Regions from separate parts of the Mus musculus genome. Here all the other regions are linked to region 1. A link is a contact called in ENCODE Hi-C or POLR2A ChIA-PET data. All regions are on one chromosome and are shown on one strand. Each heading gives the region's core, a stretch centred on a gene start or an enhancer-like site at or near the end of the contact. The rest is flanking DNA. Distances are from core to core; before and after follow the strand shown. Region 1 holds the start of Adss (adenylosuccinate synthetase, non muscle). Region 2 holds the start of Cox20 (cytochrome c oxidase assembly protein 20). Region 3 holds the start of Sdccag8 (serologically defined colon cancer antigen 8).

Region 1 (2,700 bases), core at 107-2,606:
CTCAGTGGTTCTCAACTTTCCTAATGCTGTGACCCTTTAATACAGTTCCTCAGGTTGTGGTTGCCCCATCCCCCAACTATACAATTACTTCACTGCTATTTTATAACTGTAATTTTGCTATTGTTGTGAATCATAATGTAAATACCTAACAGATATGACATCTGATATGCAGTCCCTGTGAAAGGGTTGATTGACTCCCTAAGGGGGTCTCAACTCATAGGTTGAGAACAGCTGTATTTTCAGATGTCTCACGACCACCTGTTGCTCTGACTCCCAGGGATCTGAGGCCCTCTGCTGGCCTTCAGACAGACAGACAGACACACAACATGGTATGTGACCTCTCACACACAAATAATATAAATAAGTAAATAAATACATAGATAAACCCACATTAGATAGACAATAGGCACACTCTGTAATCAGTTACAATTAAAACACTGAGAAGCACCTAGGCTTACTCAATCTGCAAACTGTCCAAAGTACCATTTTAACGCCCATGAGAGGAACTGATAAGCTATTTAAGAGTTCGAAGGTCTGGGGGGCGAATAACTCAGTGGTACAGTATTCGCATCAAATTACAAGGTTCTGAATTTGATCTCCAACACTTCAACAGAGAAAAAATGGGAGAAGAGAAATTGTTTTGTAGAACGAACGTATTTTACAAAATATTGTAAACTTTAAGGTTGTGGGGATCAAATAACCCAGGTACATTCGGATATGACATAGGCAATTGACTCATCTTTGTGCCCCAGATACTGTAAAAATGGGAAGAGTTAGGATGCTATCTCTAGATTTCATTTTTACTGCTTTTAGTTTGCACTTTTAGTCCCTTTTCAGTTCTAAATTTATTCGGCTCCACTCCAGCCTCCACATATTTTTAAATCCCAGTTTACATTTTGTAAGGGTATTTCATTCTTTAAGATACCCAAGTGTTTAGACACAGAAAACCAAATTGGCTTTTAGAGACCGAAACCAGCCAACCCTGACACTGTGGTGCCATGCCTTGGCCATCTCACAGAGCATTGCATGCTGGGAATTGTAGTTCCACACTCTTTCACCCCCTTCCCTACCGCGAGTTTGAAAGGCCAGAGGCTGGTGGGCGGGCACAGAGGGCGGAACTCTCCGTTAGCCCCGCCCCCTGGCCTCCGCTCTCGCGCGGTTCTCCCCGGAGCAGCGCGCCAAGCCGGGGATGGGGTGTGGCCTCCGCCCTGGGGTGGCGGCAGTTGAGGCCGTGGCGCCTGCGGGCCGCGCAGAGGCTTCGGCCTGCGCCAAGTGTGGTCCCGCCCTGAGCGGGCGGGCGGCGGAGCGCGGGGCGGGGCCTGGAGAGAGGGTGGCGGCCCTCGGGGCGGGGGCGGGGCCGGCCTCTGGCTCCTTCTTCCTCCGCATGTGGCTGGTGGCGGCGCAGCAGTTGGGTTCACGTTCCGTTCTCCTGCCCCGTCTCCTTAAGGCTCTTCTGCCCTGCCGGGAGCCATGTCGATCTCCGAGAGCAGCCCGGCGGCCACCTCCCTGCCCAACGGCGACTGTGGCCGCCCCAGGGCGCGGTCCGGAGGGAACCGGGTGACTGTGGTGCTGGGAGCGCAGTGGGGCGACGAGGGCAAAGGGAAGGTGGTGGATCTACTGGCGCAGGACGCCGACATCGTGTGCCGCTGCCAGGTGAGGGAAGCCGGGCCCTTTCTGGGACGGCCGGCGCGGTGAGGTGTCACCTTGAGGTGCGTCCCTCGGGCTGGGAGCTGCGGGGAACCCCTGCCCTGGAGTCTCCGGTGACGCTCCGGGTGACTCTGGAGGAACCTGGAAGATGCGCGATGTTGGAGCTGCATTTCGGGGTCTGGGGACTGGGCTGGCGGTGCGCCGCGGGCAGAGTTGAGGGAGCTTCCGCCCGAGGCCTGCTCGGGACTCTGGCTAGACCCGGCCAGGCCCACCCGCCGGCGCGGACTAGGAAGGGTCCTTTTCCCCAATTTCCCTGAAATCGAGATTCAGCACTGCATTACCTACAGGCTTAGGCACGCAGAACCTCGCCTCCATCGGTCCACTTTGTTGATAGCAGAATCCGCTACGGGGCGATGAGACTGTTTGGGGCCCTCCGGTGCTTTTGTTTGTTTTTTGTTTTTAACTCGTATTTCATAGACTACTATTAAGGGGAGATCTGTTTTTATTACTCACCGGTCCTTAAGGAATCCCCAGTAAGTTGAAAAGTGAGTGTGAGGCAACTAAATACGGAGATTTCAAGTCGGATAATTTAGAAATGTTTACAATGCTTCGGTAATATAAAAAGTTGACTTTCAGGAAATCCAGTGTTTCCTACCCGGAGACACGTGGGTTTTAGTGTTAGTTTTTTTTTTTTTTTTTTTTTTTTTTCTTATTAGTCATTTGCTTTGAAGCAGCCTAGAGGGTAGGCCTTTGAAAAAGGCTCTCAGAAAACTATCATCCCCGTTTCAGAATTCAAAATAAATGAGCAGTTCCCACATTCAAAACAAGGTGCAGTGTTGGAAGTTAATGGTGGCGTATTTAGATTGTAAGAATTTTTTTCTCCCTGAAGGTACATGGTTTTGTGTGGGGGTGCCTTGTGGTCTAGGCTAATCGTGGAAAGCTTTTTTACCTAAAATTGAAACGTATGAAGAAACCGGCCTGTAAAAGGCCAGGTGCTTTGACTTGGGTCATCTTTTTACTGTGTGTGGAGCCCTATTGCTCCAACTGCCGCTT
Region 2 (2,700 bases), core at 200-2,699, 520 kb before region 1:
ATTTTAAATTTGAAAGGATTTTAAATTCTGTAAGTTATATCTGTGGGTGTCTGACTTGGGCTGCCACAAGAGCTCCAGAGACTTGAACAGAGGTGGTAAATAAGCACCTTTACCTTCTGAGGATTGCGCTTGCTTCCACATCTTAAGTCCTAATACTACCATTTTTCTGTTGCCTTGCAAGACTATATTAACTAGATGCTCCTGATTTTACTTGAGTACCCACACGCTCATGGCCACTGTTTAGGCAAAGATACACTTAGATTCCATCTCACCGGGAATCTTGAGAAAACATTTACAGTAATTGGCTTGCTGTTCCACTGGCCTGGGGATTTGGCAGTAGCAACGTTCCAGTAGCAGTGTCCCCTCCTTTTACGGATTTAACATTTGTGACCTGTTATCAGCTGAATACCATTTATTCGACTCCCTGTTTGTGAGACTATTCATCTGCTTATTTGGTCTTAGTCGGTTTTGCAAACCGACCAAAGTATCAAAGTATTTTCAAGTAGTTTCTCTTGCTTCCAAAATCTTTTCTGAGACAGGTTTTAGGTTTACTTTGTAGCCCTGGCTATCCTGGAACTCACTGCCTCCTAAGTGCCTGGTTAAAAGGTGTGCCCATCCCAAGCCTTCATGGCTTTATTTTTCAGAGCAGAGTCTTTTTGTCAAACCCACTGTTCAATTTCAGCAAGTCTAGATGAGCTATGAAGCAAACACTACATTTGACCTTACTTGTGCTAGCAAGTTTTCATTTGATAGGTAGTGTTTTAGTTGTTTAACAAAAGACATCTTTAGACACTTGACCATGGCTTAATTAGTCTCCACTTGGGACACCTTCCTGTAGCCATTCTATCAGGCCTAGCAGTTCATGGCCAAACTGCAGTTTTATCCCGGCTGGCTTAAATGGATGAAATTCGACTGTCCCGTTACCCCAGTAGGATGTCGGCTTCATGCAGAGTGGAGATTTCGTCTTTTTTAATAAGAGGTCAAACTGCAGTTCTCACATTGAACTAACAAATCTATACCTTACCTGTGAGTGTGCGCTCCTGTGTTGTGCAAGGAAAAGGACTGATTCACTTGCTGGCCCAGAACTCACCCCTGCCTCAGCCCTCAAAGTGGAGATTACTGGCATGCACCATCACGCCCAGCTCTCCAGAGTTTTCATTTCCCCTTTATTAGCCCTTTCTACCAAATCCAATGCTAGTTTTGGATTAGTCTCCGTTTTCTGACCCTGCAGGCCTGCTCTTCACTAGTTTAACTGGCAATTTAGATATATCCGGGATATGAGGACTAGATCGCTGATATACCTCGCGGCTATGGGATGGGTCTAGGAAACCGGGTCGCGGCCTGCGCACTGCACACCTCCCCCCACCCCCCCTTGCCCCATGGCGAACATTACCTTTTTCTCCGTCTCGTGGGGCTCCGGGGCGGCCGCCATGGGCACCAGTCCTCTCCATCGCCCCGCCCAGGCCCGCGACGGGAGCAACACGGGCTCCGCCCACCCCATCCCCGCGCGGCGGCGGCCATCTTAGGGAGCGTTCCTGGGGCTGTCCGGAAGCCCGCCCTGGCACACTCCTTTGTTCCATGGAACCGGCCACACTGTTTTCCAACCCGCAACCGACCATGAGGAACGCGAGTGGTGGCAACCTAGAGAAGCGCCACCGGTTCCTGTCTCGCAGGCAGGGTGGCCCGAGTCAAGGAGCACCGAGAAACTCGCTTCCCTCAGCCCCTCCTCCGCCTTAACCGCCATTTCAACCGTTGTGCGCGTCCCCGTGCTGGGCGCTGAGGGCGGAGCCGGGGCCGCGCGTCGCGCGCCGCTTTGTCCTCTTAGAGGGCGGGAGTCCGGGTTTGACGGCCCCCGCACTGCCGGAAGTCGCCTGGCGCTGTTTCCGCGGGCCTCGTTCCCAGCTTGTCCTTTGTCCTAGCTTTGGTGACCTTGACAACCTCCCGCACCCCCGCCTCGGTCCCTCGCGGCGGCCTTCCAGCGCCCGCCAGGCCCACGCCCCTCCCCCTCCGGCCCGCAGATTTAGGTTAAAAATAGCGCGCCGCTCGCGTGGAGGAGACTCAGGACAAAATGGAGGCGGCCGCTACCTAGGGGGCATGCGTCAGGCGGCAAGTGCCTTCCTTCGGGAGGGAGGCCGTGGGTGACGCGACGGTGACATAGCGGGTAGAAACCCAGACCGTGGGTCGTTTGGGTCCAAGTGTCAGCCAGTTCAGCAGGCGATGGCGACTCCGTTTTCGGGTTAATGTCCTGGCCCCGGCCTTTTGCCTTTCTTTGTTTACCTATTTCCCGATTTGGCCTCTTCCGTTCCAAACGGCCCTTCCCCGGAAAATGTCCCGGCCTGTCATTGTGCAGAGTCATGCCGCCTTTCATGTAACGTGCTGCACGCTACTTGCCCGTCAGTGTTAGCTGGGAGGGTCTCATCTTAATTACCATGCGGACTGCTTACTGTCTTATTCTTCATGCTCATTAACTGCTTTTCGCCAATCCCAGGGGGTAAAAGTGATTTATATTTCTCTTTATGCGTAGTAAGTTGTTTTTTGTTTTTAAGGAAGCTGAACAGTTACAAAGTGTATAATGCTCTAATATTACTAGGACTAGAAAAGGAACTGTTATCTTGACAGTTTGGGATACTCTACTGAAATTCTTGGCTAGCCAGGCTTTGAATTTTTGTCTGGAAGGTAATATTTAAGGTTGTAATATTC
Region 3 (2,700 bases), core at 101-2,600, 980 kb after region 1:
GCATTCTAATACTAAGCCACATTCCCAGCCCCTAGCACACATTTCTTGCTACAGATTTCTTAACTTCTGAAAATAAATCAGTCTTATGTTCATTATTCTTTTGGTTAACTTGTTCTCCATAATAATCATGTTGTAGTTGACACCACGAATTCACTATAACAAAGTCTCAAGTTTCCGGAGATTTCACATGTGGTCAAAAGAACAGAGCTAGCTAGCTATGAGTATGGAGAGCACTTTGCCAGATAATTATTCTTCTGGTTCTTTGCTCAGAAAACTTGAATTAACTAAGCTAGGCTTCGATTATAGTAATTATTACTTGATTAATAAGAAAGGCATAGGCTTTGAAGGTGGATAGGCCTGAATTCTGTACATGCCTTTGCCGCTACCAACCAGCTGTGTGAGTTTTGGCTTTGGTTTCCTGACCAGTAAAATGGAGTCATTAGTGAGATAAAGTTTTAAATACTTTGCTATATGAAAATAATGTAGATCAGTAGATATTGTATTATTTCAAATAACTATTAGTGTTTTCTTTCTGGACTTATACGTCAGATTTGCTATACTACACCAGAATTTGCATGTGTAAGAAATATAAATAAGGAATTTATTGAATTAAACAGCAACAGTATGGCAACAGGGTAAAAGTGGCATGGAGCTGCCCATGAGTTTGTGCTGGCACTGGTTGATAAGACACTTAAATCAAGATGTAGGTTCCTTGTTGGGTCAGGTAACCAACCACAAGGATAAGGATAATGCTGCTTAATCCTAAAAACAAAACTAAAAGATTTCATCCATAAGGTCAGAGCAACATCGGTCGTCTTCCTCCACAGCCTGGCTAGTGCTCAAGGAAAGTCTCTGGAAAAAACAAAACAAAACAAAAACAAAAAAACAAAAAACAACCCACTATTGCCCGTGGTACCTAAGAGCTACTAGGCACTGAGATTCGGAGCAACTCACCCCGGAGACTCCGTTGGTATTGCCCCAGACTGTCCTCCAGGGTAGAGTTCCCTGGGGACTTCGCCATGGGGTCAGAGATGGGAGTTATGCGGGAAAGTATCCAGTGCACCCCTCCGAGGACAGGCCTAGCGCTGGGGATGAGGGGATGCCTGCCTGCTTCCTGTCGCTGCTGTCACTAGGGAACCAGGAACCCCGGACCGAGCTCCTAGGGGCTCTTCCTACCCCCTGGCCCTCATGGTGAACGTCGGGAATTGTAGTTCTCAGGCTTAAAGCCTGCAGCCTCGAGAGTCCTATGAGCCTTCCAGCTATACTACGCTTCCCAGAGGGCTATGCGCTCGGAGCGCCACTCCGACAGTTTAGCGGCCTGAGGCTGTTGCCAAGAGACGGGTTGGCGCGCCGCGCCCTTTCCCTTTTGCATCGCTTGGATTAGTCCCGCTGTCCTGCCATCCTCAGCCAGCTGGATAGACTCGCTGACAGAACCGGCCCGGTGAAGGACTTAAGACTCTTCAAAACGGGCCGGTGTGGAGTTGATCCCTGAGCCCTCGCAAGCATTCACTGCAAACTCGGTTTTAGTTAGGAGTTCTGTCAAAACTGTTTTTCTCTAGAAAATGAAGTGTAAATCTTCCAAACAGCCAAACTGTGAAAGTGACGGACACTGCAACTCCTAGCCTGCTCAGAGCCCCGCCCTCCGCGTGGAGTTGGCGCGCTGCCCGCTGGGAATCGTAGTCCTGGTTGGTTGCGGTCCCACTCCAGCCAAGCGGCTCTTTATTGTTCAAGACTGTCTTGAGGGCACGCCTGCGCAGTGGGCAGCTGCGAGAGCGTGTGGGTGAGACCCTCTGCAAAGCCCCCTTTCATTGTCTGGGTCTGGCGCCTGCGCAGTGAGGCATCGCTGGGCCCTGGCTGGAGGAGGGAGAGGACCTGGCTCGCTGCCCTTTGCGAGGCGCCTGCGCACTGAGCTGCCGTTCGCTGCCGTTCCCGCTATGTGTGGGGCGTGTGTGGAATAACGTTATTGCCCAGCGGAACCGAGGGGCCCCCAGCTCCACGGCGGCGGCGACGACGACGACGACAACGGCGAGGGGGTGGGGGGAGGACAGCGTGGCAGAGACAGACGGGACGCGCCGCGCCCCGCCTCCCGGTCCGGTCCCTCTCTGCGGTGAGGGGTAAGTGATGCGCTCGGGGTCGGCATGGCCCGGGATTCTGCACATCCATAGCTCCGGCGGCCGGGGCCGGGGCCTGGGCGCGGCCCGCGGCGGGATGGAGTGCGGGCCTGGAGGGCGAGGGGCGCCACCGGGACGCCCCGCGCGGCCGCCGCCCTCCCGTCCCCTCCCTCCCCTCCCCCATGGGCTGCGGCCGGCTGCACAGGGCCGGCTTCCCTTCAGTGCGCCCGGTCCTCTTCTGTTCACTCCCGCTTTGTGTAGCCGCCGCCTGAGCTGCCTGGGAACGCTGCGGGCGGAGCGTCTAAGGAATGGCTGCGCTGCCGCTGGGCAAGGGAGTTTTCCAGGGCGCCCATCCCTTTTGTAGGGTTGGTTTCGGGGTGTGAGGAGGGTGGCGGCGGTGAGGAGGGGGTGACGGACGACTAGCCTTCAGATGGCGTTGGGAGGGCGTGGAAGACGTGCTGTCACGCAGGCTGCCGGGCGACAGCACACCACGTAGCCTCCAGCTCGGTAGTAAACCCACGGGAGGAGCGAGTGGCTTCCTGTGGGCTTCATTGTCCCAAGATTCAGTTGTTGGGTTTGGGTCTAGTTC

What was found. Hi-C counts contacts between places; a loop is a spot of excess contacts on that map. ChIA-PET counts read pairs that join two places held with the same protein, here RNA polymerase II (POLR2A).
Region 2: a map of heart shows a loop between it and region 1 (2.8-fold over the local background). The contact joins the promoter of Cox20 here to the promoter of Adss in region 1. A Hi-C loop is called at or near these places in 3 of 37 maps with a recorded cell type or tissue (T-helper 17 cell, heart and v-Abl transformed pro-B cells). POLR2A ChIA-PET finds 5 or more read pairs at or near these places in 1 of 5 experiments (embryonic stem cell).
Region 3: a map of heart shows a loop between it and region 1 (2.6-fold over the local background). The contact joins the promoter of Sdccag8 here to the promoter of Adss in region 1. A Hi-C loop is called at or near these places in 2 of 37 maps with a recorded cell type or tissue (heart and v-Abl transformed pro-B cells).

The regions. Positions count from the first base shown.
Region 1 is chr1:177,795,165-177,797,864 of GRCm38, reverse strand. It overlaps Adss (adenylosuccinate synthetase, non muscle), which reads left to right and starts at 1,356. Exons shown (of 13, transcript NM_007422.3): 1 at 1,356-1,653. The coding sequence starts at 1,471.
Region 2 is chr1:178,317,902-178,320,601 of GRCm38, reverse strand. It overlaps Cox20 (cytochrome c oxidase assembly protein 20), which reads right to left and starts at 1,449. Exons shown (of 4, transcript NM_025511.2): 1 at 1,394-1,449. The coding sequence starts at 1,432.
Region 3 is chr1:176,813,310-176,816,009 of GRCm38, reverse strand. Sdccag8 (serologically defined colon cancer antigen 8) reads right to left here and starts at 1,350. Exons shown (of 18, transcript NM_029756.3): 1 at 955-1,350. The coding sequence starts at 1,021. It also overlaps a transcript of Cep170 not described here.